3 separate regions of the Homo sapiens genome follow, and regions 2 and 3 are each linked to region 1. A link is a contact called in ENCODE Hi-C or POLR2A ChIA-PET data. All regions are on one chromosome and are shown on one strand. The core of a region is the stretch at or near the end of the contact, and the rest is flanking DNA. Distances in the headings are between cores, read along the strand shown. Region 1 holds the start of HSPA4 (heat shock protein family A (Hsp70) member 4). Region 2 holds the start of SLC22A4 (solute carrier family 22 member 4). Region 3 holds the start of SLC22A5 (solute carrier family 22 member 5).

What was found. A loop is a pair of places that touch in the nucleus more often than their neighbours do. ChIA-PET counts read pairs that join two places held with the same protein, here RNA polymerase II (POLR2A). Pooled maps may share reads with other maps.
Region 2: a pooled map shows a loop between it and region 1 (23-fold over the local background). The contact joins the promoter of SLC22A4 here to the promoter of HSPA4 in region 1. A Hi-C loop is called at or near these places in 9 of 50 pooled maps. POLR2A ChIA-PET finds 5 or more read pairs at or near these places in 3 of 52 experiments (H1, activated B cell and naive thymus-derived CD8-positive, alpha-beta T cell).
Region 3: a pooled map shows a loop between it and region 1 (7-fold over the local background). The contact joins the promoter of SLC22A5 here to the promoter of HSPA4 in region 1. A Hi-C loop is called at or near these places in 7 of 50 pooled maps. POLR2A ChIA-PET finds 5 or more read pairs at or near these places in 5 of 52 experiments (GM12878, PC-9, RWPE1 and 2 more).

Annotation. Positions count from the first base shown.
Region 1 is chr5:133,049,390-133,054,544 of GRCh38, forward strand. HSPA4 (heat shock protein family A (Hsp70) member 4) reads left to right here and starts at 2,624. Exons shown (of 19, transcript NM_002154.4): 1 at 2,624-2,968. The coding sequence starts at 2,862. RefSeq lists enhancers at 1,911-2,873, 2,060-2,109, 2,180-2,229, 2,420-2,599, 3,838-4,800.
Region 2 is chr5:132,292,859-132,298,013 of GRCh38, forward strand. SLC22A4 (solute carrier family 22 member 4) reads left to right here and starts at 1,536. Exons shown (of 10, transcript NM_003059.3): 1 at 1,536-2,151. The coding sequence starts at 1,759. RefSeq lists enhancers at 509-1,127, 944-993 and silencers at 1,224-1,583, 1,654-1,703.
Region 3 is chr5:132,367,328-132,372,482 of GRCh38, forward strand. SLC22A5 (solute carrier family 22 member 5) reads left to right here and starts at 2,383. Exons shown (of 10, transcript NM_003060.4): 1 at 2,383-3,038. The coding sequence starts at 2,646. MIR3936HG (MIR3936 host gene) reads right to left here and starts at 2,589. Exons shown (of 8, transcript NR_110997.1): 1 at 2,517-2,589. RefSeq lists a silencer at 2,266-2,585.

The DNA.
Region 1 (5,155 bases), core at 1,374-3,873:
TGCCACGTTAGATTCTTCAGGATTCTAAAATAACCTTTTCCTGACTTCATTTATTTAAATATCCCAGAATAATCTCTTAAGCTATAAGTTTGATGATCCAGGAAACTATTTATAGGAGGATGAGTACTCTCTGTGACTGATGGTAGTTATGTTTTATTTTGAGAAGGACAAATCATTAAAAAGATTGATAGGGCTGGTGGTATTTTAAACTGAAAGCAGTACCAAGGCAAACAAGGCAGTTGAGGTATGAAGTTGGAACATAATAAGATATGGGTGTAATTTTCATCAACTTAGCTAAGACCTAGGGAGGTCTTCCAATAGAAGGAAGGCAGAAACAGGCAGTAACACAGACAGTGATCTTTTAGGTCCACTGGACACTTTAGCTTAGGCAGCTCGGGTTGTTTGCTCAGTGATTAACAACTGAGATAAACAGATGGAGACAGGACTCTGTCATAATTAAGGTCAACAGTGTGCTTGGTATTATTGATATTGCCCCTAGGTAGGAGAAAAACAGAGGAAGGAAGGTCAAGGTCAACCTAACTTAAAAAAACTTTAAAAAATTGTGGTGAAATATACATAAAATTTACCATTTTCATCATTTTTAAATGTACAAATCTGTCACTGATCATGCACATTGTTATGCAACTACCACCAGCATCTATCTCCAGAACTTTCTCATCTTCCCAAACTGAAACTCTGTATCCCTTAACTCTCCATTTCACTCTACTTGTGAAACCGCTTTTCTGTCTTTATGTAGTTTATTGTAGGTGCCTGATACAAGTGGAATCATATTAAATTTTGAATATAAAATTAAAAATTAAAAAAAATTAATTTTGATTTGTTTGGCTTTCCACTTAGCGTATTTTCAAGGTTCATTCATGCTGTAGCATTTATCAGACTTTCATTCCTTTGTCTTTTCAAAGCTGTATAATGTACTGTTACGCGTATACACTAAATTTAGAAAACTCATTCATCTGTCAATGGACATGTGGATTGTTTCCTCCTTTTAGCTACCGTGAATAAACTACTATGAACATGGGTATACAATGTACAAATATGTCCCTGCTCTCGTTTTTCCAAAGGCTGTTCCTGGCTGCCTCTACTCTTTTTATTCCCAGTACCCTTTTACAGGTAGCACCTGGTACTTGTCTTTGAAGAATTAACAGGTTTTAGTTAGGCAAAATGTGAGAACAGTGTGGCCATTTGCAAGTTTTAATGGTAATCAACCCGGGTTTGGGGTTGCTCCTATAGAGTGAAGTACCTCCGGAGGTGGCAGGAAATGCAGGTATTTAAAGGGAAGGGCATACCAGGGCAATGTAATTTCTTCTTTGCTCATTCACTTTTAAAATGGCTGAAGGGCAGGTACTCTAGCCTTGAGACCTTCAACTCATGATGTACCCTCCAGCAACGGAGAATTTCTTTTTAGTCCTTAAACTATGGTCTCTATTGCTAGTTTTCCAAACTTGAACACAGCCTTTTCCTTTTCTGGGAAGTTGTCCTAGTCTCCACCATTCTGTGCATATAGCACTCGCCATTCTGTACTGGGGTCACCTTTACTTGTTTAGCCACCCTCATGATGGGGATGATCCAGGTTTTGCAGAGGTGAAACTTATATACCATTGGGGGGCCCTACAAATACACAAAACAAATAATTAAAACGACAAATCACAACACATTACTAGAGACTTGGAGATTCAGATTCTCCTTAGATCTCTCTGGGTAATTTATTAGAAATGCTTACATAGATTTGCTTCCTAATCTCAAGCTGGCTTCCCCTCTCCACAACTCAGCAACTATCTATTCTCCCAGGAGGCCATACAAGCGAGGGGCCCTGAAGCTTAACATTTATTAACTTCATGTAAAGGTCTGAGCGGACCTTTCAGGCCAGGCAGCGTGTCACTTGCCTGTGTTCCTTGTTAGGGCCTACCACCGGGTAGGTGCTTGGAATGTGCTGTGGATTAAAGGCTTAAATCCTGCGGGCCCCTCAATCTGATCTAAGGACATGAGTGGCTTAGAGAACGGCGCAACAAGGCTAAGCGAAAGAAAACAAAGCGGTGTGGCTGGGAGTGGGCTCCTTCCCTCCGCTGGTGAGGGTGCGATCTTAGACTCTTGAGAGAACCCGACATAAAGGCCGCGTTCCAATGGCGGCCTTCTCCCCTACCGGCCAACCTGCCCCGAAAAGAGCAGAAGGCACCCTGCGGGATCTGCAGATCAGCTTGCGTCTCATTCTGGGGCACCGACACGGTGGAATGCAAGACACCCCACTACCGGAAGTTTCTTTGATGTTAAGAAAAACGGCGGAAGTAGGCCGCAGCGCTTCCTCAGTATAGTGCCTCGAGCTGGCTCGCCTACTTTCTACGGTAAAGGGAGGTGCTCCACATCTCTATGCAGCTGTGCAGCGCCGCAGGTTCCATGCGCAGGCTCGGTTGGCTAAATGCGCTTTCCAGCCATCTTTCAGCCACCCAGTCCTTTCCCAGGTTCTCGAGCCAGGACGTGACGTATTCAGACGTACTGGGGGCGGGGCCTCAAGGGGAAAAGCGCCTGAGCCGGGATATCGCGAGAACATCCCGTTCTTTCGTAGCTCTGGTGCTGCGGCTCCGCTCTCGTCGCAACGAGATCTTTCGAGATCTTCTCCGCCCCCGCTACCGGCGCCTCCTCTGCGGCCACTGAGCCGGAGCCGGCCTGAGCAGCGCTCTCGGTTGCAGTACCCACTGGAAGGACTTAGGCGCTCGCGTGGACACCGCAAGCCCCTCAGTAGCCTCGGCCCAAGAGGCCTGCTTTCCACTCGCTAGCCCCGCCGGGGGTCCGTGTCCTGTCTCGGTGGCCGGACCCGGGCCCGAGCCCGAGCAGTAGCCGGCGCCATGTCGGTGGTGGGCATAGACCTGGGCTTCCAGAGCTGCTACGTCGCTGTGGCCCGCGCCGGCGGCATCGAGACTATCGCTAATGAGTATAGCGACCGCTGCACGCCGTAAGTGTGGGCCGGGCCTGCCGCGTGCACTGGGGTTAGGAGATAATGCTTGTTCCAGTCTGGGACCCTCGCTGCTTGGGGAACGCGGGCCGAGGAGTCGCCTCCGTTCCGAGCCGAGGTCCCGGTAGGTCAGGGACCCCCAGTAGGTATTAGGACACTAGGGGCCGCGGCCCACTATGAGCGTGGGTGTGTGCTAAGCGCGAGGGCCTTTTCCCCGGTGGCCCGTCGGCCGAAGAAAGGCTTCTGGCCGGTACTCGGACCAGCGGAGGGCACGGGTAGGAACTGGAAGGACTGCAGGCCTAGGATGTAAACGGATCGCGGTCCTTTTCTTGAGGGCAGAGACCAGGCCCAGGTCGTACTGAGTCTTTTGAGTCCAACAGAAAGCTCAGAACTTTGCACACAGCAGGCGCTTAATAATAGTTGAATCGAACGGGTTCTGGGGCTTGCCAGCCGCGAGACCGTGGAGCGGTCAGCGTCCCACGTGAGTGGGGGCGGGGCAGCGCCCGGAAGAGAGCGAGCTGGAGCAGCCTCAGGCACGGGTTCCGGATGGACTCGGGGTCTTGAGATTGGGTTGGCACGGATAGGAATTTAATAAAATCGGTGCTCTTATGATAACTTTGCAATCGCTTTTGTTTTCCACATTATTTCGGGATATTGTGCTATATTGGGTCACTCTCTGTTTTGTGCGCGTTAACCCCTCAATAGGGTTGCACTTTAACGATAATGCATTCTAACCAGTGTGTTGGCCACAATTGTTAGTGGCTCAAGGGCCCGCCTTGACTTCTAGAACCCATAGTAAGTTTTGGGACCAGCATAGACACAGTTCTAAAAAATGGTGGGTCACTCAGGTCTTTCACTGGTTACAGTGTCTGCCTTTTGAATACTTGTAGATACATTTTAATCCGTTGTCGTGTTCTTAGACAAAATCTTGTAAGAAGTTCTGTATTATTTGCCATTCAGGGTCTCTCTTCTTTTTTTTTTTTTTTTTTTCTTTTTTGAGACAGACAGGGTCTCACTCTGGCTGCCCAGGCTGGAGTGCAGTGGTGCGATCTTGGTTCACTGCAGCCTCGACCTCCCTGGCTCCTGGCTCAGGTGATTCTCCCACCTCAGCCTCCTGAGTAGCTGGCGTTGCAGGCGTGCGCCACCATGCTTGGCTAATTTTATTTATTTTTAGTAGAAATCGGGTTTCACTATGTCACTCAGGATGGTCTCGAACTTCTGGACTCAAGCAGTCCTCCAGCCTCGGCCTTCTGGAGTACTGGGCTTACAGGCATGAACCACCGTGCCCTGCCCAGGGGCTCACTTGTTATTGATTGATTGAGATGGAGTCTCGCTCTGTCGCCCCAGGCTGGAGTGCAGTGGCATGCTCTCGGCTCATTGCAACCTCGGCCTCTGGGGTTCATGCGATTCTCCTGCCTCAGTCTCCTGAGGAGCTGGGATTACAGGCGCGTGCTACCATGCCCGGCTAAATTTTGTATTTTTAGTAGAGACGGGGTGTTGTCGAGTTGCCCAGGCTGGTCTCGAACTCCTGACCTCAAGTGATCCTCCCGCCTCGGCCTCCCAAAGTGCTAGGATTACAGGCGTGAGTCACGGTGCCCGGCCCCAGGGGCTCAATTCTAAGGTCCATTATTTTCACCCTCAATTTTTGTCACATTTCTTCAGCAGGTTTCAGCGAAACTAGATTGTTCAGAAGTCTCACATTTCCTTTCCACTTGTCAAATTTCCGCACCCCCCACCTCCTAACCCAGGTGCTTCCCCTGAAAACTCATCCCAGAAGCCAAAACGGTAGTTTGCTGTCCCTTTGCTGAGTTTAGTCTTGTTAACAGCCCTATTAAGGTTTATTTATTTATTTATTTATTTTGAGAAAAGGAGTCTTACTCTGTTCCCTACGCTGGAGTGCAGTGGCGTAATCTCGGCTCACTGCAGCCTCCGCCTCCTGGGTTCAAGCGATTCTCCTGCGTCAGCCTCCCGAGTAGCTGGGATTACAGGTGTGCGCCACCACGCCTGGCTAATTTTTGTCTTTTTTAGTAGAGACAGGGTTTCACCATGTTGGCCAGGGTGGGCTCGAACTCTTGACCTCAAGTGATCTGCCTGCCTCGGCTTTCCAAAGTGCTGGGTTTACAGGAGTGAGCCACCGCACCTGGCACAGCTTTATTAAGGTTTAATTCATATACTATACAATTTAAC
Region 2 (5,155 bases), core at 286-2,785, 760 kb before region 1:
GTTCTTGTCTCCAACTTTGCTCTATTATATGGGGTGGAGTAGGGAGATGAAACCCAAGCTAAGTAAGATAATGACCATAATATATCATTCGAAGAAGGATACTTGTGAAAGTAAAGGGAGGCTCTATTAATAATTTCACTGGATTAATAGGCATAAATCAGAGCTGTCCTAGCACATCAGGATGTATAGTCTTATTACAGGTAGGAAACTGAGGTTCCAAGGGGGTGGGAAGTCCTCCTAAGAGGAGGGGTCAGACTGGAAGCTACACAAAAAGAGGCAGAAATGTCCCTCCGCCTCTTAATCGGAGCCTGGGGAAACAAACACACTCGTGCAAAATCTCCAAAGAGGTGAGCTCTTCACCCTGTCAATTTTATCTGCCTCGTGAACCCCAGGGCTCAGGCTCCAGGCCCGGGCTAGCTCACACAACAGCAGAAGGGCCTTAGGTCTGGGCACTGAGCCAAAAAAAGGGAGGCTGTGGTCCCTGCTTTGGTTACCCTGCCGGGTCTGAGCGCCAAATCGGATCTCCTACTTCTCTCTCCCTCCCTCCCTCTGTTCCTGGACTGGGGGCAGGCCCTTCTGCTAACAGAAAGCCTTCCAGTCGGAGAAAGCTCTGACAGCCTGCCGCGATAAAGGGCCCTGGGGGCGTGAGGAGAGCAAGGGGCTCAAAATCAGAACCCAGCGTGACGACAGTGCCTCCATGACTGTGCTCCCGCAATGCGCAGGCTCCATGTCCTGGCGCCCGCCCGCCCATGGACCCGGCGGGGGCTTCCAGGCTGGGCTCAGCCATTACGCCGGCGTGCGGGGGAGGAAACTCGCCTCCCGGGCACTCGGTTGTCTCCTGCCCCCGCCCCTCCCTCCGATCCGGGCCCATCTCTGACGTAGTGTGACCTTGCTCATCCCTTCCAGGCTGTGGGCCTGTTTTCCCTGTGCAAGATGAGGGTCCTGGCTGTCCTGAGGACGCTGTCCGGGCGCCGCCAGGGGTGACCGAATTCAGCTCTGCTAGGACTGTTGGGAAATGAGCTCCCTGTCGGCGTGTGCCAGCCGCCTGCGCGAGGCGCCACAGGAGAGGGCGCGCTCCTGTCGCTCTGCCGCCCCCAGAAGTTTCCCGGGAACCGACTCCACTGACTCGCCCCTCCGCGCCCCACGCGTGGCAGCCTAAGCTCAGCCTCCAGATTGGAGGAGACCGCGGAGGGAACCCTGCTGGGGTCTGGGCCCGGGGCCACGCGGCCCGAGCAGATCGAGGGCCGACCCCTCCGAGAACTCGCTCTCTGGCCTCGGCTCCTCCCTTGCGCCCGCCCTCCCACGTGGGGCCCAGGTCTGGGAATCAGCGCTCGGGGGTGGCTGGGGACAACCGAGAACGAGCTTCTTCCCCGGCACGCGGGCGGAATGGCTGAGCCCAGCCTGGAAGCCCCCGTCAGGTCCTTGGGGGCGGGCGGGCGCGCGAAGCACAGGGCGGAGACAGCCGGGAGCCCAGCCTCCCGGGCTGGGCCGCCCTCCCCTTCCCCGCGCCCGGCCGGGGATGGGGGTGTGGTCCCAAGTGTACAGTGGCATCAAGCTCAGCGCGAGCTCCCGGGAACGCTCCAACGCCTTCAGCCTGTTTCCCAGGAACGGTCCCCGGCTTCGCGCCCCAATTTCTAACAGCCTGCCTGTCCCCCGGGAACGTTCTAACATCCTTGGGGAGCGCCCCAGCTACAAGACACTGTCCTGAGAACGCTGTCATCACCCGTAGTTGCAAGTTTCGGAGCGGCAGTGGGAAGCATGCGGGACTACGACGAGGTGATCGCCTTCCTGGGCGAGTGGGGGCCCTTCCAGCGCCTCATCTTCTTCCTGCTCAGCGCCAGCATCATCCCCAATGGCTTCAATGGTATGTCAGTCGTGTTCCTGGCGGGGACCCCGGAGCACCGCTGTCGAGTGCCGGACGCCGCGAACCTGAGCAGCGCCTGGCGCAACAACAGTGTCCCGCTGCGGCTGCGGGACGGCCGCGAGGTGCCCCACAGCTGCAGCCGCTACCGGCTCGCCACCATCGCCAACTTCTCGGCGCTCGGGCTGGAGCCGGGGCGCGACGTGGACCTGGGGCAGCTGGAGCAGGAGAGCTGCCTGGATGGCTGGGAGTTCAGCCAGGACGTCTACCTGTCCACCGTCGTGACCGAGGTGGGTGCCAGGCCGAGACCGTTGACCCGGGAGTGCCTGACCCTCCCTCTGCGTCAGCCCCCCTTGAGACTCCCTGCGCAGTGCCCGGGTCAGCGCTCCCCTCCCCCTCAAACCTGCTGTTCATACTTCCAGCAGCGGGTGTGCACCCCAAGAAAGAATAGGACTCACGCGAGGCGCATTCCTGGGTCGTTTCTGTCCAATAAGGAGGTGATGGAGAAAGGAGTTTGTCACCAACTGTCTTTTCATTTCCGATTTTCACAACAAATGAAGTTTCCTAAGAACCTAGATGTTGCGTTGGGGGAAGCGCAGCCCCAGGCTACCCAGACGCACTGCCTGAGTCACCTTCCTGCCAGGCATGGGAGGAGGGGTGTGAGGGACCTTGTTACTGGGCAGGGCGGGGCCAAATCTTGTCTGTTCCCTGGCCACAGACTTCTGGAGGCATCAGGAGGTGTACTGCCGTACCATATACTTGTGAGGTTTGGGGTCCTTTCCTGAGGCCCCAGTTTCTCTAAGACAGCAGATGGCCTCCTGAGGCTCATTGGGTGCAAGGAAGCACAGAAGGCGAAACCCCAGCTGGAAGCCCTGGCCCTCAGGGACCTCTCTGAGCACAGGGTGAGTTGGCAGGCAGGGGCTGTAGCCCCTCAGCACCCTGCGTGGTTAGTGGCAGGTTTTCTAAGTTCCAGGAATGAGGATGCACACACACTTCTCCCGCTTTTGCTGCTTCACATCTGGTAAGGACCTGGGTCAGGATACACCTTTCTTCTGAGGAGAGCATCCTCATGGAGCTGTTGCCTGCTATTGGTCAGGCAGGTAGGATTTCCCTGCTGCTAGTCCCTCCTCTGCCTCATGCTCCTCCCAAGAAAAACCTGAGTGGCCTCTGCTAGTCCCTTATCCCTTTCCCTCAGCACGGTATAGCGGTCATCAGACATTGTGTCTGGCCTTGTGCTGAGCACTAAGGTGTGGACATCTGGTGTGTGGAGCCTACCCTCAGATGCCCATGGGGCACACTGGCTGTGTTACTGAGAAGGCTAACATTAACCCTGGTTAGCAATAGGGTTCTGGAACCCAAATTCAAGTCCTGCCTTGCTTGCTATGTGACCTGGGATAAATAAATCACCCTCTCTGTGGGACAATAGGTGGAGGAAATACTCCAAGAAGGGGTGATATGATTTTAGCTGATTCTGAAAATGTGAGCAAGACCTGTCTAGGCAAGAGTATGGGAAATTCAGGTAATGGAATTCTCATATATCGGAGTGGCTGGAACTCAAGGGATGACAGATATGACAAATGAGACTAGAAATGGCCACAAGGGCTAGTTCATAGTGGCCTTCTATGTATACTGAGGAGCTGACTTTATTCGGAGGACAGTGAGAAAATAGTAAGCATTCTAAGGCCAGGTTCGTGCTTTTGGAAAGAGCTCACTCTAGCTGCTATGATAAACAAGAAGACCAGTGAGGAAGTTTTGAAACTCTCCTCTGCAAGAGAATGGTGGCCAGCCAGGCGTGGTGGTTGTCGAATCTGTGGCACCTGTGGGAAGTGGGCTCAGCCCAGGGACTGCCTTTGGATCCCCCAGCATTGGCACCATACCTACCCTGGGCCCTAAGGTGGCCATGCTTCTCTGGATTTGCTTCCCTAGCAGGGGCTCTAGTGCTTGCCCACTCCCTGCCCACAGCATGGCCTGGGAGCAGCTGAGACTGGGGGCCAGCTCATCCCGCGTCGATTCCTGGAAGTGTTATCAGTGCCTGTTATGGAGGCTGGACCCATGAGTGGCAGCCTTCCCTGGCAGCTGGGCTGACCTGTCTGCTTTTCCATTGCTCGCTGGTTTTGTTCACTGTAGGGCGTGAGGGGTGAGTAGCTGCTGGCCTCCAAGTCCATAGCTACTCATGTTGTACGCTGTTCACAGGGACCTCTAAGGATGTACATCATCACACATTCACACACATGCACCAGGATTTGCTTTTTTTGGCAGCTTTTCCCTTCCTGGCTTCCTTTTTGAGTGGTGGAAGTAAAATAAAAAGCAACTAGGGGCTGGGCACAGTGGCTCACGCCTGTAATCCCAGTACTTTGAGAGGCTGAGGCGGGCAGATTACTTGAGGTCAGGAGTTTGAGACCAGCCTGGCCAACATGGTGAAACCCCGTCTCTACTAAAAATACAAAAATTAGCTGGGAGTGGTGGTGCACCCCTGTAGTCCCAGCTACTCGGGAGGCTAAGGCAGGAGAATCACTTCAACCTGGGAGGCGGAGGTTGCAGTGAGCTGAGATCACACCACAGCACTCCAGCCTGGGTGACAGAGCCAGACTGTGTCTCAAAACAAACAAACAAACAACAACAACAACAAAAAACTGGGCTCTGGTGGTTGGGAGGAGGAGGGAAGGAAGCAAGTACCAGGGTAAGCAGGATGGATGGATGGCTCTCCCCCAGAGGGGCGGCAGCACACAGAGTTCTGGAGTCAGACTCAGTAGAGGGCCAGTTTTGACTCCACTGCCAACCACCTGGCTGACTCCAGGCAGGTTACATCACTGATGAAAGCCTCAGTTTCCTTGTCTATAAATTGGGGGTACAAGCGATGAAAAGAGGCTCAACATCACTAATCACTAGGGAAATGCAAATGAAAATCATAAGGAGGTACCACTTTGTACCCTTAAAAATAGTTACTACAAAAAGAAAAAAAAAACACCCAGAAATCCACTTTGGGAGGCCGAGGCAGGAGGATTGCTAGGGGGCAGGAGTTCAAGACAGCACTGGGCAACATAGTAAGACCCCATCTCTACAAAAAATAAATAAAAAATTAGCCAGGCATGAGGGCATGTGACTGTAGTTCCAGCTTCTCAGGAGGCTGGGGCAGGAGGATCACTTGAGCCCAAGAGTTTGAGGTTGCAGTGAGCTATGACCATATCTCTGCACTCCAGCCTGGGTGACAGGGCAAGACCCCACCTCTAAAAAAGTGTTGTTGTTGTTTTTAAACACAGAAAATAACAAGTGTTAGTGAGGATGTAGAGAAAT
Region 3 (5,155 bases), core at 1,133-3,632, 680 kb before region 1:
GTGGGAGGATTGCTTGAGCCCAGGAGGTTGAGGCTGCAGTGAGCCAAGACCACCTCACTGCACTCCAGCCTGGGTGACAGAAGGAGACCCTGTCTCAAAAAAAAAATGCAATTTAAATAGTAATGGCATTCAGATAGTAATCACAGTGCACCTGGAACTGGACGGCACCATCTTAGGTTGCTCTCTGCTTTGCGCATGTGGACAAGCCATCTATGACAAATAGTTTCTTTTCTTCCTAAGGATATGCAGCTTCTTTTGTAGTATACTGCATTGTTTTCAGTCCCTTTCAGGAATGTTATCTGATGCCCAACTGATATTTCTCAAATGTTAAAATAAGACTTCTTCATCTTGTTTGGTCTGGACAGAGGTCAACATTCTTCTCATAAAAGCTTTCATTTCTTTTGAAGCATTAAAATAATATTTTAGCACACAAAAAAGGAGTTTATTTTCAAGAAGCTTTGCTTTCTTTTTCAGTTAGTTCTAGATAAGAACTATAACTTCACATAAGATGTTAGAAGGATTTAAGTACATTGCTGAAGGTATAACCATCCATCTTCAGGAAGTAAGAATAGTGAATAGTAAGTATAAAGAAACAAACAAGTCCTGTGATAACATCTTTATCATAATTTTTTTAAGTCTATTATGCTTTATGCAAATGTTTAGATTTCCTTGTTAAAAATCTGCTGGCCAGGTTAGGTTCCCTTTCTGTAGCTTTATTTTCAACTCATAATATAGTGACTATTAAATATTCTTTACTCAACACATTATATTGTAAAAATATACACTTAGTTCTGTTTCTATCACTAAGCCACTACTATTTTAAAAAGGAATATCTTGCATTGTTAAGTTTAGCAGCCCAAATTCTTAAAGGCCTTAGGAATGGTGCTGTCCAATAAGATAACCAATAGCTACATGTGGCTACTGAGCACTTAAAAAATGAGTCTGGCCAGGCATAGTGGCTCACGTCTGTAATTCAGCATTTTGGGAGGCTGAGGTGGGAGGATTGCTTAAACCCAGGAGTCTGAGACCAGCCTGGGCAACACAGGGATGCCTTGTCTCTGTAAAATAAAAAAAATAAAAAAATTAGCTGGGCACGGTGGCATGTGCCTGTAGTCCTAGCTACTCAGCAGGCTGAGGCAGGAGGCCCACTTAAGCTTAGGAGTTCAGGGCTGCGGTGAGCTATGATTGTGCCACTGCACTCTAGCCTGGGTGACACAGTGGGACCGTGTCTCCAATAAATAAATGAATAAATAAATATTAAAAAATAAAAAGTGTGGCTAGTCCAAATTGAAATGTGCTGTAAAATACACACTGGATTCCTTTTTTTTTTTTTTTCAAATCCTGAGAACCTGTGAAACACACTGAATTCTTAAGATTTAGTATGAGGAGGGGAAAAAAAGATCAATGATTTACATATAACAATGTAAAATATCAATAATTTCTATATTGATTATATGATGAAATGATCATGTTCTGGATATACTTGATTAAATATACCATTAAAGTTAATTTCATCTTTTATTTTTACTTTTTAAATATGCAGCATTGCCCAATAAAATACAGGACAACCAGTTACATTTTTATTTTATATATTCCTGCTTGGGACATAATATTTAAAAATTATTCATTCTATATCTGAAATTCAAATTTAACTAGGAGTCCTATATTTTTATTTGCTAAATCTGGCAATTTTATTAATATGGCTACTAGAAAAGTTAACATAACAAATGTAGCTCCTTATCCTATGGAACATTGCTGCTTTAGAATCACCTCGCTGCTTTTTTTTTTTTTCCAGTTAGCTTCTGAATAAACTCTGCACGGAAATAACTAATCTGTGGGGAATATTTAACCCTAGGCTAGGATCGTTAATCGTGAAGTTAAATTTTTACATCTGCATGAACAAAATGGCTTGTTACAGACGAAAATGTGGAAAGGGCATCTGGACTAGAATGAAAAGTCATAGCTCCCAGCCTCTCTACTAGGGTAGTTAACAGTCCCAGGTTCAAAATAATCCCCGTCCCTCTTATAAGATTAGGCGGTGTCAAGAGCAACTATCTGTGAGACCCTGGGCCAGTGACTTTCTCCTTACCTCCGCCCCCAAGTAGGCCTTGCAAAAAGCTGGGAGGGGTGCGTTTTCAACACTGGAGCTTCGCGGCCGCTCTCCCACTCGCTCCCCGCCCGGCGCTAGAGGAGCGAGTTCGGACTCGGACCCCAAGGCCTCGAGTCCCGCTGCCTTCCTAAGCCGAGCCCGGGCTACCTCGGTCGTCCCCAGCAGGCTTGGCTGGCAGAGGCCGGGCCTCGCCAGGTCCCCAGGACAGGCCCCGCCCGGGCCTCAGGTGCACTCCCGGCCCGCCCCGCGCCCTCGCGTCCCGCCCCAGCTCCGCCTTCGCCGGCGCCGCTCTGCCTGCCAGCGGGGCGCGCCTTGCGGCCCAGGCCCGCAACCTTCCCTGGTCGTGCGCCCTATGTAAGGCCAGCCGCGGCAGGACCAAGGCGGCGGTGTCAGCTCGCGAGCCTACCCTCCGCGGACGGTCTTGGGTCGCCTGCTGCCTGGCTTGCCTGGTCGGCGGCGGGTGCCCCGCGCGCACGCGCAAAGCCCGCCGCGTTCCCCGACCCCAGGCCGCGCTCTGTGGGCCTCTGAGGGCGGCATGCGGGACTACGACGAGGTGACCGCCTTCCTGGGCGAGTGGGGGCCCTTCCAGCGCCTCATCTTCTTCCTGCTCAGCGCCAGCATCATCCCCAATGGCTTCACCGGCCTGTCCTCCGTGTTCCTGATAGCGACCCCGGAGCACCGCTGCCGGGTGCCGGACGCCGCGAACCTGAGCAGCGCCTGGCGCAACCACACTGTCCCACTGCGGCTGCGGGACGGCCGCGAGGTGCCCCACAGCTGCCGCCGCTACCGGCTCGCCACCATCGCCAACTTCTCGGCGCTTGGGCTGGAGCCGGGGCGCGACGTGGACCTGGGGCAGCTGGAGCAGGAGAGCTGTCTGGATGGCTGGGAGTTCAGTCAGGACGTCTACCTGTCCACCATTGTGACCGAGGTGGGTGCCGGCCCCTGCTGGGGCTGAGACCAGGGCTCGGAGGACCTGTCGCGGTCCTTGAACCCGAGCTCCTCTCTCCCAGATGCGCACTGGACGCTGTCACTCCCCCTCCCCCAACGGTCAACACCCTAGCGATGGAGACCCTCCAGCCAGGTGGCTTGGGAACGCTTCACGAGGTGACCTCCAGCCACAGTGTGCTCCTCCCTGCACAGGTGGTCAGTCTGGCCTCCCGTCCTGATGGCCACTTTGAAGAGGGTACCAGGAAGGTCCTGGCGGTCCCTGGGCGATGCTCTATGGCCCTGTGTGTCCAGGACTTACTCTAGTTGGGGTTGGGGGTGGTAAGTAGCAGAGCCAGGACTTGGGCCAGGGGCTATCCCGTTTTTCCTCTAGTCTCTTGATTTCTTTTTAGAAGAGAAGAAATACTTCTCTTTCCTGAACTTTTAAAAGTTAAATAAAGCATGTGTATACAACTGCCTCTTCCCTTTTTCCTCTAGTTACTCCTTCCCCTACCGTCCACAACCCAAAAACGACAATCTGGTCATGCCCTGTAAGTAATTGTTTGCCTTTTCCCATGGTCAGTTGTCAGTCTTTTTTTTTTTTGAGACAGAGTCTCCCTCTGTCACCAGGCTGGAGCGCAGTCGTGTGTTCTTGGCTCACTGCAACCTTCGCAGTCGTGCGTTCTTGGCTCACTGCAATCTTCGCCTTCCGGGCTCAAGTGATTCTCCTGCCTCAGTCTCCGAGTAGCTGTGAGCCACGACGCCCAGCTAATTTTTGTGTTTTTAGTAGAGACGGGGTTTCACCGTGTTGGCCAGGATGGTCTCGATCTCTTGACCTCGTGATCTGCCTGCTTCTGCCTCCAAAGCTGGGATTACAACCGTGAGCCACCACGCCAGGCCGTCAGTTGTCACTCTTTAAGATCCATTCATCTGAAGATGGGTTCAGGGTGACTTGTTGACCTGGAATATTTTCTCAGGTATTATGAGGCAAGGCTGTCGGCCAGATTTAGTTAAAGCATACAGCCTTAGGTCATAGGGTGTAGGGGAGCCTTTCTCATTTCTCATCCCCTTGGATTTTCCCTCTGGGTGGTTTTGTCTGTCCCCTCCGAACCTGTTGGAGCAGTTGTTGGAGCTGGATGTAGGAACATGATGTTAATGATGTATGTGTTTTGTGTCTTTTTTAGACACTGGCACTCTAGCTCCCTGAAGTTTCAGCAGCATTGAGTAAGTAGCCAGTGAATAGCCCTCATTGATAGATAGGCTCACTAAATGTGCAGATGACCAATTCGCAGGTTAGAGAAGGCTTCCCAGAAGAGGAGGCCTCTCCGTGAGCCTAGGGTGTTCAGCTCAGCATAATAGTGAGCTGAAGGCCCCAGTGCAGCAGCAAGAAACCACCCAGCAGGACGGCGGAGTTCACAGAGAGGGGAGAGTTCATAGAGAGGGAGAGTGCCACAGGCCCTGGCACAGCTTCAAGCCCTGCTGGATGTTGGTGCTGAGCCTCCCCTCCTGGAGCCTCAGAGGGGCTTACAGGGGCTCTGGAGATCCCAACTGTGTTGCTTCTTGGCGTCATCACCCTTCAATGGAGTCTGAGAGCTACCCTGGGAGATCCAAGTGTGTGTGCATGTGTGTGTTTTTTCTTTTTGGAAATTTGATGTCCCCAGCATTTGGACCTGCTTTCTCCACATATATGTAGTGGGAGTGTGACCGGAGCCCCACTGGGATTTCTTAGCTAGTGACATAGCTTCAGTGTCCAGAGGCATCATGGCTTGACAAAAGAGGCACTCCTTGGAGGTAGCCAACTGTGCTTTCTGGCCCATGAATCCACAGGAAATTGGAACCTTCAGTTGCCACAAATCCTGGGTCCTAGCCTCACAGGTGGGTGTGTTACCTTCCCGGAAGCCAGTGAGTACTATGAAAGCAGAGGCTGTCCCTGAGGTTGCAGGCAGAGGCCACAGAGGGGAACATGACACAGGAATCCCTACAAATTCTACTTGGGGCTGCCTAAAGAAGAGGGAAGTAGTGAAGCAAGAAGAAGCACATGGCATCTCTTGGAGTTTTACATTGACCCCTGAGGGTTCCCCGGCTTACTCTAGTCACTTGTTCCTGCTTTGCTGCCTCCAT